2 separate regions of the Homo sapiens genome follow, and region 2 is linked to region 1. Evidence: chromatin contacts called from ENCODE Hi-C or POLR2A ChIA-PET data. All regions are on one chromosome and are shown on one strand. Each heading gives the region's core, a stretch centred on a gene start or an enhancer-like site at or near the end of the contact. The rest is flanking DNA. Distances are from core to core; before and after follow the strand shown.

What was found. A loop is a pair of places that touch in the nucleus more often than their neighbours do. ChIA-PET counts read pairs that join two places held with the same protein, here RNA polymerase II (POLR2A). Pooled maps may share reads with other maps.
Region 2: a loop to region 1 is called in a map of psoas muscle, with 2.7 times the contacts of the local background. The contact joins two enhancer-like sites. A Hi-C loop is called at or near these places in 2 of 168 maps with a recorded cell type or tissue (PC-3 and psoas muscle) and 1 of 50 pooled maps. POLR2A ChIA-PET finds 5 or more read pairs at or near these places in 2 of 52 experiments (GM12878 and OCI-LY7).

What each region holds. Positions count from the first base shown.
Region 1 is chr9:106,703,799-106,710,495 of GRCh38, forward strand. No RefSeq gene overlaps it. Among named protein-coding and RNA genes, the nearest start is that of LINC01505, 91 kb to the left of the region's middle. Within about 2 kb of position 4,139, at least 5 of the 41 ENCODE cell types and tissues checked have a DNase peak (open chromatin) inside an H3K27ac peak, as active enhancers do; they include psoas muscle, where a contact is called at or near this core.
Region 2 is chr9:106,753,019-106,759,715 of GRCh38, forward strand. No RefSeq gene overlaps it. Among named protein-coding and RNA genes, the nearest start is that of ZNF462, 110 kb to the right of the region's middle. RefSeq lists an enhancer at 138-347. Within about 2 kb of position 2,818, at least 6 of the 41 ENCODE cell types and tissues checked have a DNase peak (open chromatin) inside an H3K27ac peak, as active enhancers do; they include psoas muscle, where a contact is called at or near this core.

The sequences.
Region 1 (6,697 bases), core at 2,889-5,388:
TAAGTGAGAAACAAAATAGTACAGAGAGTATTTGCCTCCCCAATCCCCTTACAAATGAGGAATACGGAGAATAAGGCAGAAAAGCTAACAATTTGCCCTAGGTCACACAGGTAGCTAGTGTTGGAGTTAAGAAAGTTCATTTCACATGGCTCCAAGTAAGCAGGAAAAGACTTTCCCAATTAGTATTGTTTCTCTGGTTTACTTGGGCAAGCTAGTCAGTGGTCTTCGTTTCCAGAAACATTTGTGCAAAGCATATCATCCAGTCTCAAACGCAGCCAGATTCAGCAAGATCAAAGACAAAGTTAAAGGAGGACATGCCACACAAAGAAAACGAAGTCAGCCTAGAGATTTTACCTCCGTAGAGACTCATCACAGCCCCAGCTGCTTCTTGGTCAACCAGAGACTCTGGACCTCAGGAAGCCACACCCCCCAAAAAACAGCAATTCTGCTACACGTGTACAGCCCTGTGACTTAAAGCTGGTGAAATCACACTGCTTGGTTGAGTGGCTTTGTCAGTTTGTGCCCCAGCTTTCTCTATGCTTTGGTTTCTTCTTCCAGCCCCTAGCTGCAAAGAACCATAATGCAATTTTGCAGAAACTAAGCAAGAAGGAATACATTAGTTTAGTCACTTGGAACTGCTGCCAAAGGAATAGTATCTTCAACTGATTGCCAGCCAAGTCCCTTATGAGATTGTGTAGACTCTTACAATATTGCTAGGGGAGCGAAACAAAGGGGAAGAGAAAGAGAAGAGCCTTGCTTATTGTAATTTATAGTCCATTGTTATGGGAAGCTTCTTATGTTACCAGAAAGCTGGTGTCTGGGGTTTTCCTCTGCCCCAGAGGAGATGAAAATGGGAGGAGGGAGGGGAAGGTTATCTTACGGACTTTTTACAGCCAAAATCATCAAGGCCAAAATTCCTTCCTAGAAAAGTCAGTGGCAAGATTCAGACAATTCCCACCAGTCCAACAACTCCCAGACCTGGGTGATTAGCATCATCCCTGACATTGAACAATAAGAGTCACTCCACCCACCCCCAGGGAGCAGAGAAATCTCAGGACCTCTTGCTTTAAAAATATTCTGATGAGAGGCATCAAGGAAGAAAACCAAAGTGTTAAATATTTGTCTAGAGGATTGGAGCACCTTGGTTGCTGTGGTTTCAACTAATTTAATTCTCCTTGTTCCTCATCTTAGAGAATAAAGGAGTTTCAGGTATACCTGTTAAAATTTTCATATATATATATATATTTATTATACTTTAAGTTCTAGGGTACATGTGCACAATGTGCAAGTTTGTTACATATGTATACATGTGCCATGTTGGTGTGCTGCACCCATTAACTCGTCATTTACATCATTTACATTAGGTATATCTCCTAATTCTATCGCCCCCTCCCCCCACCTCACAACAGGCCCCAGTGTGTGATGTTCCTCTTCCTGTGTCCAAGTGTTCTCATTGTTCAATTCCCACCTATGAGTGAGAACATGCAGTGTCTGGTTTTTTGTCCTTGCGATAATTTGCTGAGAATGATGGTTTCCAGCTTCATCCATGTCCCTACAAAGGACATGAACTCATCCTTTTTTATGGCTGCATAGTATTCCATGGTGTATATGTGCCACATTTTCTTAATCCAGTCTATCATTGTTGGACATTTGGGTTGGTTCCAAGTCTTTGCTATTGTGAATAGTGCTGCAATAAACATACATGTGCATGTGTCTTTATAGCAGCATCCTGTTAAAATTTTCTAACTCAGCTGTCTTTACCATTCTCTCCTGTGGGAAGAACCAATGGACTGTATGTTAAGCAATCTTCTCCAAAGGCTATGACTTCTGCTAACCTTCCTTGATTACATTCTCTCATTAAATTAGGGTTCTCAGTCAAACAAAATGTGATGCCAGAAGTCATGGTGCTCATCATTGGTGGCTTCATCCCTTTCCTCCTCTCTGTGTGGGTTCCATGACACAGAAGCCTGATGCAGACTAATGGGTATCCTGAATGGATTGCTCTGAGGTCAAGAACCTTGTCTTACGCATCTTTGACTCCATATTCCACATCCTAGGTCATGGTACAAAAGACAGCATGGAATGAATGTCACTGTGAAGCATAAAAGAAAGGTTTACCTTTGCTTGTGAGCTCCTCTTTGCTTGTTAGCTCAAAACTCACAAACTGAAAGAAATGTGTCGATGAGTCTCTATGGAGGTAAAATCTGTAACCCATGTCCTGGCATATAAATATATGGGTTGTTTCTACAAAATGAGTCAATAGAAAGGAGCATGCTTATGCAATAAAGTTGCTCTGGAGGAAAAAAGTAAAGGAAGCAAGTGCTGATCCTCTGCATATGAAAATATTGTCACAATGAAGATGCACCAGTGAGGATGTCTTAACACTAAGGTATGGACCTTCAAGTGGCCTGACCAACTCATCCAATCGTCTACTCTCCAGAGGATGATCTTCACAGTCATATTCATCTGCAGATGAGTACCACCCCATGACTCTCAAACATGTGACCCCGTTCACCTGTATGAAACACCTTCAAGAGCAAATGTAAGTTTATCCCAATTCTCCACCCACTAGGTTTCATTAGAGAAAGCACATGGGTCTAAGAGTGATATAATTCATAAAAAGACACCCTTGAAGTCAATCTTATGTTCATTTATAAATTCCAGAATGTTAAATTATATTAATAACAAATCTTATGAATTTTTTATTCATTCATTTACTCCCTTCACAACTTTTTTTTTTTTTTTTGAGATGGAATTTTGCTCTTGTTGTCCAAACTGGAGTGCAATGGCTCAATCTTGCCTCACTGCAACCTCCATCTCCTGGGTTCAAGTGATCCTCCTGCCTCAGCCTCCCAAGTAGGTGAGATTACAGGCACGCCACCACACCCTGCTAATTTTTTGTATTTTTAGTAGAAATGGGGTGTCCCCATGTTAGCCAGGCTGGTCTTGAACTCCTGACCTCAGGTGATCCTCCCACCTCAGCTTCCCAAAGTACTAGGATTATAGGCGTGAGCCACCACACCTGGCCTCCCTTCACAACTCTTTTGACTTGTGACTCTTACCTGTCTTGACACTGTGAGTGTCAAGAATCCCGTAAGTAAAAAATCCTATTCCCTCATATACTCTGTTTTTATCTTCCTCCTACCTAGCTTGGGGGCCTTGGCTCTGTTTTTCACTTCTGGTATAGTTCCTACCTCTCGGAATATTTCATAGATTATTGTCATTTCCCCCACTTAAATTTCAGCACTTCCCAAAAATCTTGGCCTGAACTCACTTTCTGGTACTTGTTATTCTTGTTTTTTTTTTTTAAATATATATATATGATTCTTCTCCATCCAATAACCTCCACCCCCCCACCCACACACACCACCAGATCTATACCCTCAGGAACTAAACCTAATCACCAGTGTCAGAGGTGGAGGTGGGGGCAATTGGAGGGTGCGGAAGGTACCCCAAGGGCCTCAGGTGACCTAGAAGAAGCAGGATTTGGATGTTGCAGATGTCACAGGACAACTGATATCTCATTCTTCTGCCAGTGTATGTTCAAATCTCAGGAGTGAAAGGAACTTGAAAGTTCATCCATGTCTCCTCCTCTACACCAAAATATTAGCCATTAAGAAAAGATTAGCATTCCATGGTGTCCTCAGAGATCTCTGAAGTGGATTCCATCAACTCCCTTAGTAATGCATTCCAGAGGCTCATCTCACTCCGAGATATTTTCCTCATGCTGAACCTAAGTCCTGCTGGAAGCAACTTAAACCATCCCCCTTTGGCCTGACTTTGTGTGGAAAAAAAAGAAAGCTCTTTGCCACTGTCCTTGCAGGGTCCCTTCATGGATTCTTTGGCTTCTCCAGGCACTTCATGTATTAGTTAAAATGAGAGCAAAATGGAGACTGGGAGAGCAAGAGATGGAGAGAGAGAGGTCACACAGCAATGCTCATCTCGCCCTCTCTGGTCAACGTTTCAGAAGCACCAAGGCCCTGGGTTTGACCCCGCTCTCCCTTCTCATTTCTTTGGCGAAGTCACATTCTCTTTTCACTGCCTGATGACCTACTTTTATCGCAAGCAAGGTTCTCCCCTTGAGAAGTGTAGATAACATGTAGCCCGACCCAGGGTGAATCAGCTGAGCTGCACAGCTGCTGTGACCTTTTCCTTCATCTCCTGGTAACATGAAGGAAGGAATAAAGATGATCAAGTTTTCTGCTGGCCAAACCTGCTTCGCTTTCCTGGCAAAAGGACACGAGGAGATAAAGTATATTCTTCTACCCGAGACAGTAAATAAAAGAAAGAATGTTGTGGGTGTACAGGACATTTGGAACATTTCATTTTTGTAATTGTGCATTCTGAGCTAAGAGCCACCACAAAAGATTGGTCTTTGGAAATTGAGGGGGTTTGTGGTTGTATTTCGGGGTTGCAGACCAGCCAGGATTCTGTTTCAATTTTCCCTGTTAGTCCTCAAGTTCTAGATTGAGGCCCCCAAAACCCTGGGACATCTGACCAGAGACAGCTGCCAACATTTTCCCATGATGAGCAATGGAATGTGTATTGGCCGAGCACGTTGATTTGCAAGGTGTTTATAAAGTTTCTTGATCCTTTTTTCCACCTGGTTTGCTTCCGGGACCCAGTTGGTGTATGGACTGCAGTGTGCCACTGGGAGCAAAGAAAAGGTATAAACATCATACTATCTTCCCTGGAAGCTGCTTTTGCATAATTCTATTTTCAAAATAATTTTGCTTTCTTTACTTTCTTTTCCTTTTTTTCTTTCCTCCCCACCCCCTACCCTGCCTCTGGTGTCTCTGTTTACACGGTTTAGACATTGGGAACATGTTGGTAGTTTTCCAGCTGCTTATGCACAAGTGTAATTGAGTCAGTTATTTTTAGTGATGTCAAGACTTTGAGAACAGAAATAAAAGAAACATTACACACTGACTAACTAAAATGTAAGAGAGTCCTCATCTGGAGGATGAAGATACAGTGGATGTGATTATTTTCAAATTGTAGGTTCTTCACTCTTCATTTCAAAACCAGATTTGGAACATAATTTGCTTTATTTTCAGCTGGTGGGGTCTCCGATCTCAAGTGAAATTATCCCGAGCTTTTTCATGGTTGATGGCTGACTGGCAGCTCCTCAGTTTCTTCCCCTTTAAGTGAGAGACCAACTTGGATTAGTTCCTGGATGGAAAAGATGAGGCTTAAAGACCTGTGGGATATCCTGAGATCCTTATAGAAAAAGGTCATTGGAACATTATCTGTCATTTAAAATGGAACAATTAAATAAGTGCAACAACCTATGTGTTTGATGACCAGCACATTCCAAGTATATTGTTACCTCACTTTCTATGCACCCACATTTATTTTGGGTGTAAATCAAACCTGGAATAGAAGCATTCTTTGTTCTTTACAAAGCTATCATGAAGTGCTAATGACATTGACACAGGTATTCTTTAAGTTCTTTCAATTCTCCCACCCCTAACGTTCCCTAAAAATATAACAACTATTAAAATCTTGACACAATATAACACAGGATATTTGAAAATAAAATTCTGATTAATAAAATTTGTTAATATTAATTGAGTGCACATGATACGCCAGGCATTATTCCAAGCAGAGTACATATTGGGAAGATAGAACTATAGATAAGGAAAGACATGAACAAAGATATTAAGTAATCTACCTAAGGATACACAGCTATTGTTCTGTGATCCCAGAGAGTCACTAGTGTCTTTATTTATGATCACTGTACTATACGCTGCTTATAGCAATGGAAAGGCAATCAAAAATGGGAGAAATATATGCAAGCTAGAAGGCAAAGAAGTAATATTCTTTACATATAAAGAACTTTTGCAAAACAATATGAAAAAAAGTCAGATGCCTCAGTAGAAAAATGGGCAAAAGATAATAGGCAATTCATACATAGAAGTGCAAAAATGGTTAATAAACTTTTAAATTATGAAACTACATTAAAATTAATGAAACATAAATGCAAACAATGATATCTGCTTGTTTTCTACTAGGCGAATTAGATTAGAAGAAAAAAATGCTGCTCAGTTTTGACAATGGTGTGAGAACAGCCCCTCTTAAACACCGTTAGTGTGGAGTATAGATTGTTGCAACATTTATGGAAAGAAAATTCTCAGTACATAAAGTCTTTAAAATAAGTTTAGTAATTTCTCTTCTAGATATTTATACTAAGTAAATAGTCAAGAGTGAAAACAAACATTCAGCTATAAAGCTATCAACCTCAGCATTATTTAAAATAATGGTACATCTTTATTGTAGAATACCAAACCATCATCAAAATGCATGCCCTTAAAAAATTAATATAAATGTAAGATTTCCATGATGTTATTAAATGAAAGAGGGGTTTGTATAAAGGTATGGACAATTTGATTCCAACATTATGAAAAGTGTATCTATGCATAAAAGAAACACTGGAATACTGGAGTGTAACCAAGTATTATTCCTGATGATCAGACAACTCATGATTCTCACTTTTTCTGAAACTTCCTCTTCAATGAAAATGTATTCTCTTATAATCAAAAAAATTTAAGTAATATTGGAGTAAATATAGGAAAACATAGATGTGCCCAGACATCTATAATGAATAAGCTCTTACAAATTACATTTGAGCACGGACTTCAGTTCTGAAAGTCCTGGTAGAGGAAGCAAAGGAGAAATAAAGTACATATTGTCATTT
Region 2 (6,697 bases), core at 1,568-4,067, 48 kb after region 1:
GACCCTGCCTGGGCTTCTACAGAAGAAAGAGCCCTCTCCCATAGGCATTCAGGTCTCTGGATTTCTCAGAGTCTGTTTTTCCTGTTTGTGTTAATTTTCACAGCCAGTTATCCTATTTACATTTTTCTAAAGCTGTTCACAGGACTTGTTGTCAGTTATCCTATTTACATTGTTTTAAAGCTGTTCACAGGACTTGTCAGTTATCCTATTTACATTGTTCTAAAGCTGTTTACAGGACTTGTCCACAAGAATTCAACGTTCTTAAGTGGCTTTCGCTGACTTCCTCTTCCCCAAGCACAGCTGGGAATCCCCTTCCCTCAGACAGCAGCAAGCCTTCCTTCTCAGGTCACCAATGCAGGGCTCCATCTCTGCCTATTTCTAGTCACCTAACTCATAGTGAGCACCCACTGTGCGTCATTGAGCACTTCTGCAAGTCAAGGGTTTCATGCAGCCACTCCACCAGGTGGATGTGACTTCCCCATTTTAATGATGTGGAAAGTGAGGTTTGGTGAAGAAAATGTGCCTTATCAAAGGCTGAGCTTCTAGGATGTGGCCAAGCCAGGATTCAAACTGAGGTCTGTCTGAGTTCCGGTCTGCTGCATTCTCCTTCCTGTGACCAGAGTTAAGCTCTATTAAATGACAGACTGCACAAATATGAACTATCTGCAAAGCCTCCAAGCAGATCTGCCATCCTTTTCTACCCAAGGAAGACATAGTCCAGGTTTACTTTAGGCCAAGATACCAAAAGAGGAAACAGGCCATAACTCCCCTAACCAAGTGCACTCATGTTAGACATCAGATTCTTTCCAATGTTTCCTGATAAATGTGTAATTTACTGCTATCAGTTGGTATTGTATAGCAATTAAAATGAAGAAACCCTGTGAATCAGTTTGCCTGGCCTTGAATTCCCTTTATAATATAGTAGCCAAGTAACCTTGGCCAAATTACTGAGACTCTCTAAGCCTCAGCTTCCCATGTATAAATGGGGATGAGAATAATACTTACCTCATAGTGTTATGAGGAGCAAATAAGATGATGCATGGAAAGCACTTAAAACAGACTCTGGCATATGGTGTGAGCTCGATAAATCCCAGCTATTATTATTATCATAATATCTGTGCATAAATCTATCTGCAACTCTAATTGTTTTCTTAGGACAGATTCCAACAAGTAAAATCACTGTATCAAAGGGTGGCTCCTCATACATAGTGCTTAATTATCCTCCAGAAATTTTAGAGCGATTTATATACCCAATAGCAGAGCCTGCAGGAGTAAATGCAACATCCTTCATAGCAATAGACTCAAAAGATATATCAAATGCAGATGACTGTGATACTACAAAAGATGTTTGAATATCCTGCGGTTTTCATGTATATGGGTATAAACTTTCTCTTTTTAATGCCCTTTCAGTCATGGAAAGAACCAAGGCCCTGCTGGTCATCCCAAAGGCCTTTGATTTAAGAGAAAAGAGTTCAATTCCAGGTTCTTATGAGCTGTGAGATTTTAAGCTGGTTCATTCCTCTCTTGTTGCTCAAAAAAAAAAAGTTTTTTTTAAACAGGAATTATATATGGGCAGTATCTTCCTGTCATACTTGTTGTACCTACATATGCAGAGTAAATGTGACTATCCCTGGTGATAATAACTGTCAATATTTTTCTTTTTACATTTTTCTATTAATGCATTGCAATTGTGATTGTTCATATTATTATAGATATTTATTAATATAGCTATTCATATGCTCATGTCCAGTGTAGTTCAACTCCAACTCTACCAAAATCTTGCCATGTGACCAAGGGTTAGTGACTTCACCATTTTGGGTCTCTTTTTTTAATAACATTGAGGGGCTTGATCCAGATGATCTCCAGTGTCCATGTTTCTCTCATCTTGCCTTTCCATTTTTCAGGGTTTCTCAACTTCAACACTACTGACATGATCTGATTCAGATAATTCTGTTTTGTGCTGAAGGGAATGGGGTGGGGTGTGGCTGTCCTGAGCACTGCAGGAGTTTTAGCTGCATCCCTGGTCTCTACTACCCACAGGCGTCCGGCCCAAGTTGTGACAACTGAAAATACCTTCAGACATCACCAAATGTTCCCAGAGGGTCAAAATCATCCCCGGTTAATAATCTGCCATATGCTTAAGGGTGTCAGGCTTTGAGCGTTAAAGATTTGATTTAGAAGGGCTTTAATATATCTTCCAATCACAGAATTCCAAATGACCATGATGCCGTGACTGATTTGAACTTACACTCATGCACATGATACGTATTTGGGAGAAGCCCTTGTCATCTCCAGTGTCTCTTCCACCTCTTGATTTCCACAGGGATAGTCATCTACATCTTTGCTAGAGGTGACAGCTGAAATATCCAAACCATGGGCTTGGGGTCCATCTGACCTAGTCACCAGTCAGGTGCCTCTGGGGAAATTCTTTAGTTTTTCTAATCTTTTTTTCACTTGTGAAATCTGGATGACACCTCAGAGCCACTCGAGGATGACAAAATGTGACAAGCACAAGTGTACCTAGTACCAAGGATGAGGACGAATCCATTTGAGGGAAGCTGTTGCTTTCATTGTTTCCTATTGAATATGATTACCACTCCATTATTTCCCAGCCATAGCCTCGGGGTTTGGACCAAGTTTTCTTTTGACTTAGGTGTTTCCAGTCAGAGTCAAAGAGAAACTCCTAAGGAATGGAGAGGACAAATGGTCCCGTTAGCAGTCAGAGGAATGCTGTGGACTAAGAGAGTGACTTTGGTTCCAGCTGAAATGTCAGCAGAGCGCTGGGAGAAAAGAATCTGTTTAGCAGGTGTGTTTGGAATCTGGCAGAGAGAGCTGGGTCAGGTCCAGGACCACTGAGCTGTTCTGAATGCCTTCTATGTTGACTCTCTGGGACTGAGACTCAGGAGTTAAAGGAGAGAACGTCTAAGGTAAACACACAACAGCCAGACAGTGGCTAGAATTTTTCCTCAGGCTTTCTGTGTCTCTTGCAGAACACCAAGAGGCCGGCAACATGAGTGTGGCCTGAGTCTGACGCCTTCGCCCACCCTCTTCCAGATCACCTGATCCGAAAGAAGTTACGAAAATAGCTCAGAATCTGGGCCTGCCTGGAAGAGACATAAAGATTCATTTACATGGGAAGGTGACTGCTCTGAATATCCACAGACGACGAATCTATGCTAATGGTTCAGTCTCCCACAAATCTGGGATTTATATAACTGGTTCCTACCCTTGTTCCTTGCCAGCAGAAATGCTTGAATTATCTTAATTCCAGAATGTAAATTATTCCAATTCTGAGGCCATCATTTTAAAGCTGTCAAAGTCAATATTTTTAACAGCCTAGAAAAAAATTACAACTGGAAAATGTCTAAACAAGTTGTGCTTGAGGTCTTGAGACAACTTCTGGCAAATATCTGTGCTGAGGTGGATAAATACCCTCCACTAATTTCACAATGAAGGAAGAACATAAATTTCTCTCAACACCAATTCGTGTGCCAGAGTAAATATGTTCGTCCACGGGCATTGACCACTTTTAATCTGTTACCTTCCATTTATGGACTAACCATTTGTCTTTATTTATTAATTTTCTTTTTTTTGAGACAAAGTCTTGCTCTATCACCCAGGCTGAAGTGTAGTGGCGAGATCTCGGCTCACTACAACCTCCACCTCCCAAGTTCAAGCAATTCTCCTGCCTTACCCTCCCAAGTAGCTGAGATTACAGGCACCTGCCACGATGCCCAGCTACTTTTTGTATTTTTAGTAGAGATGGGGTTTCACGATGTTGGACAGGCTGGTCTCGAACTCCTAGCCTCAAGTGATCTGCCCTCCTCGGCCTCCCAAGGTCCTGGGATTACAGGCATGAGCCACCATGCCCAGCCCCATTTATCTTTTAATGTGAAGATTTTTAAAATATATTAATTCTTAAAATAATAATATTCAATACTTGGTCATGAAAAAATAGGAAAAAATCCTTCCCTCGCCTCCATTCTTTCTAAATTTTCATTTCATTTCTATTTTAATCCACTTCATCCATTATTCTCTGAGTGTTACTGTGTGCTGGACACAGATCTATGGATGCTGAGATCTGTAAGAACTTCCTCAAGGTGAGAGAGGAGGCTTTCAAAGGAACTACATCACACTTGATCAGGAAGGAAATGGCAGCTCCTTTTTTAATGTACATATCAGTTTCCATGCAGGTGAATCATCCTCTACCTTATTAACTCTTTCATACAGAAACCTGGGATTGAAGGAAATGAGAATGGAAGGAAAAGACTATACAAAGAAGAATCACATTTATGGTTTGCCTTTGGGGTAGAAGCCATTCTTTTGCACCTGGGGAACTGGCCAGGCTGTAAGAATATGGTGCCAACCAAGTGGCACCTCTGCCCACCATTGCTCTAGATGCCAGGCTAAATGGTCCTTGTGAAATACGGCTGGAAAAATCTCTGTTATGGGCCCATCTCCTATTCAGAGGCTGGAAAACACCCCATTCCTGTAGCTCTGAAGCAGGATTAATTGATTGGTCTCATATGAACCTAAAAGCTGTTAAGAGCAAGGAGGATGAAAAGCAATTCAAATTGCTTTATTACCATTTTCTAGTAAAGTACCAGTTTAGTTCTCAGCCCTACTGTGAAGCAGCGGGTTTCCAGATATTGACTGTGCTGGCATGTGCTCCTAGAAGAGAGGAAACGCCTGGGTCTGAAAAGCAGAAACATCTGCTCAGATCTCTGGCAGGCCTGTTGCTGGAGCTGCTGGGGGTGGTGGTGGTGGGGGGGTGGTGGGTTCCCTCCAGGTGGTGTCACTGCAAGCAGGAGACAGAGGAAGCACTCCCAATGGGGGAGTTCTTGTCTGTGGGTAGAGACTCCTCCTTTTCCTTTTTTTTAAAGACATCATTCACTTAATGTGGGGGAAAAAGATTATAAATAGTTTTATAAGGCAATCTATATACTTTCTGATAGAGGGCAGCAAGGCGACTATAGTAGCTACAATGATGATGATAATAATAATAGCCATCACATACTGCTTGTATATGCCAGGCACAGGGCACTTTACATATCTTAACTCATTTAATTCCAAACAACACTACAAGGTAGGTACCACTATCATCTCCCTTTTATAGATGAGAAAACTGAGGCACAGGAGGGAAATAACTTGCTCAAGTTCACCAGCTAGTAAGTGTAAGAGTCAAGCTTTAAGCCCAACTAGTCTAGCTGTAGGGTTCCTAGCTATAGTAATAATCACTGCTGTGTGCTAGGTATCAGATCTAGCATATACCACACACATTACTTTCTTTGATCTTTACAGAAATACTATCAGTCAGATATTACCATTCCCAATTTTCAAATGGGCACACTCCAGTTTAGAGTTGTGAAATAATTTTTTCAAGATCATGAGGATAAGAAATGTCAGAGGCTGGATTAACCCCAGATCAAGCTGTTTTTCCAATGCCTGATACCTCTCCATGACCTGAAAGTTTAGAGTTGAGCTACACTTTCTCTATGGGAATCTAGCCCAGAATGCCAATAACAAATCAATCAGTAATAATATTATTAATAATAGTTGCCATTTATTGAGCACCTGCAATTCAATAAGGCCTGTCTTAGACATAAATGTCATCATCACAAATCCCTGCAAGTCAGGTTGTTATTGTCCTCATAAATCAAAGATGAAAACATGAAAATCCAGTGCATTTCTACACACTAACAATGAACAATGTGAAAAGGAAATTTAAAAAATTCCGTTTACAATAGAATCAAAAAGGATAAAATATTTGGGAATACACTGACACCAGAAGTGCAGGCAATAAAAGAAAAAATAGATAAATTAAACTTCATCAAAATAAAAAACTTTAGTGCATCAAAGGATACTATAAAGAGAGTGAAAAGGCAAGTCATAGAATACAAGGAAATACTTACTAATCATAAGGAACTGACATTCACAATACATGAAGAACTCTTAAACTCAACAACAACAAAAAGGCAAACAACCTGATTTTAAAATAGGCAAAGGGCTTGAATCAACATTTCTCCCAAGAAGATATACACATGGCCAATAAGCACATGAAAAAAATGCTCAGTACCATTAGTCATTCAGGAAATGCAAACCAAAACCGAAATGAGATACCTTTTTACACCCATTAGGATGGCTATTACCAAAACAAAACAAAAACAAACTCCCCTCCAAAAAAAAAAAAACAGAAAATGACAATGACAACTGTTAAGTGTTAGCAAGGATGTGAAGAAATTAAAACCATTGTGCACTGTTGGTAAGAATGTAAAATGGTGCAGCCACTGTGGAAAACAATATGGCAGTTACTCAAAAGTTAAACATAGAATTACCATATGATCCACAAATTCTACTTCTAGATATATACCCAAAATAATTGAAAGCAGGAACTCAAACTGCTATTAATATTTGCACACTCATGTGTACAGCAGCATTATTCACAATGACCAAAAGCCAGAAACAACCTAAATGTCCACTGACAGATAAATAAACAAAATGTAGTACACATATAATAGAATATTATTCAGCCTTAAAATGGATTGAAATTCTGGCATATGCTATGACATCAATGAATTTTGAAGATGTTATACTAAGTGAAATAAGCAAAACACCAAAGGACAAACAGTATGATTCCACTTACATGAAGTATCTAGAAAAATCAAATTCACAGAGAAAAAGAGTAGAATGACGGTTG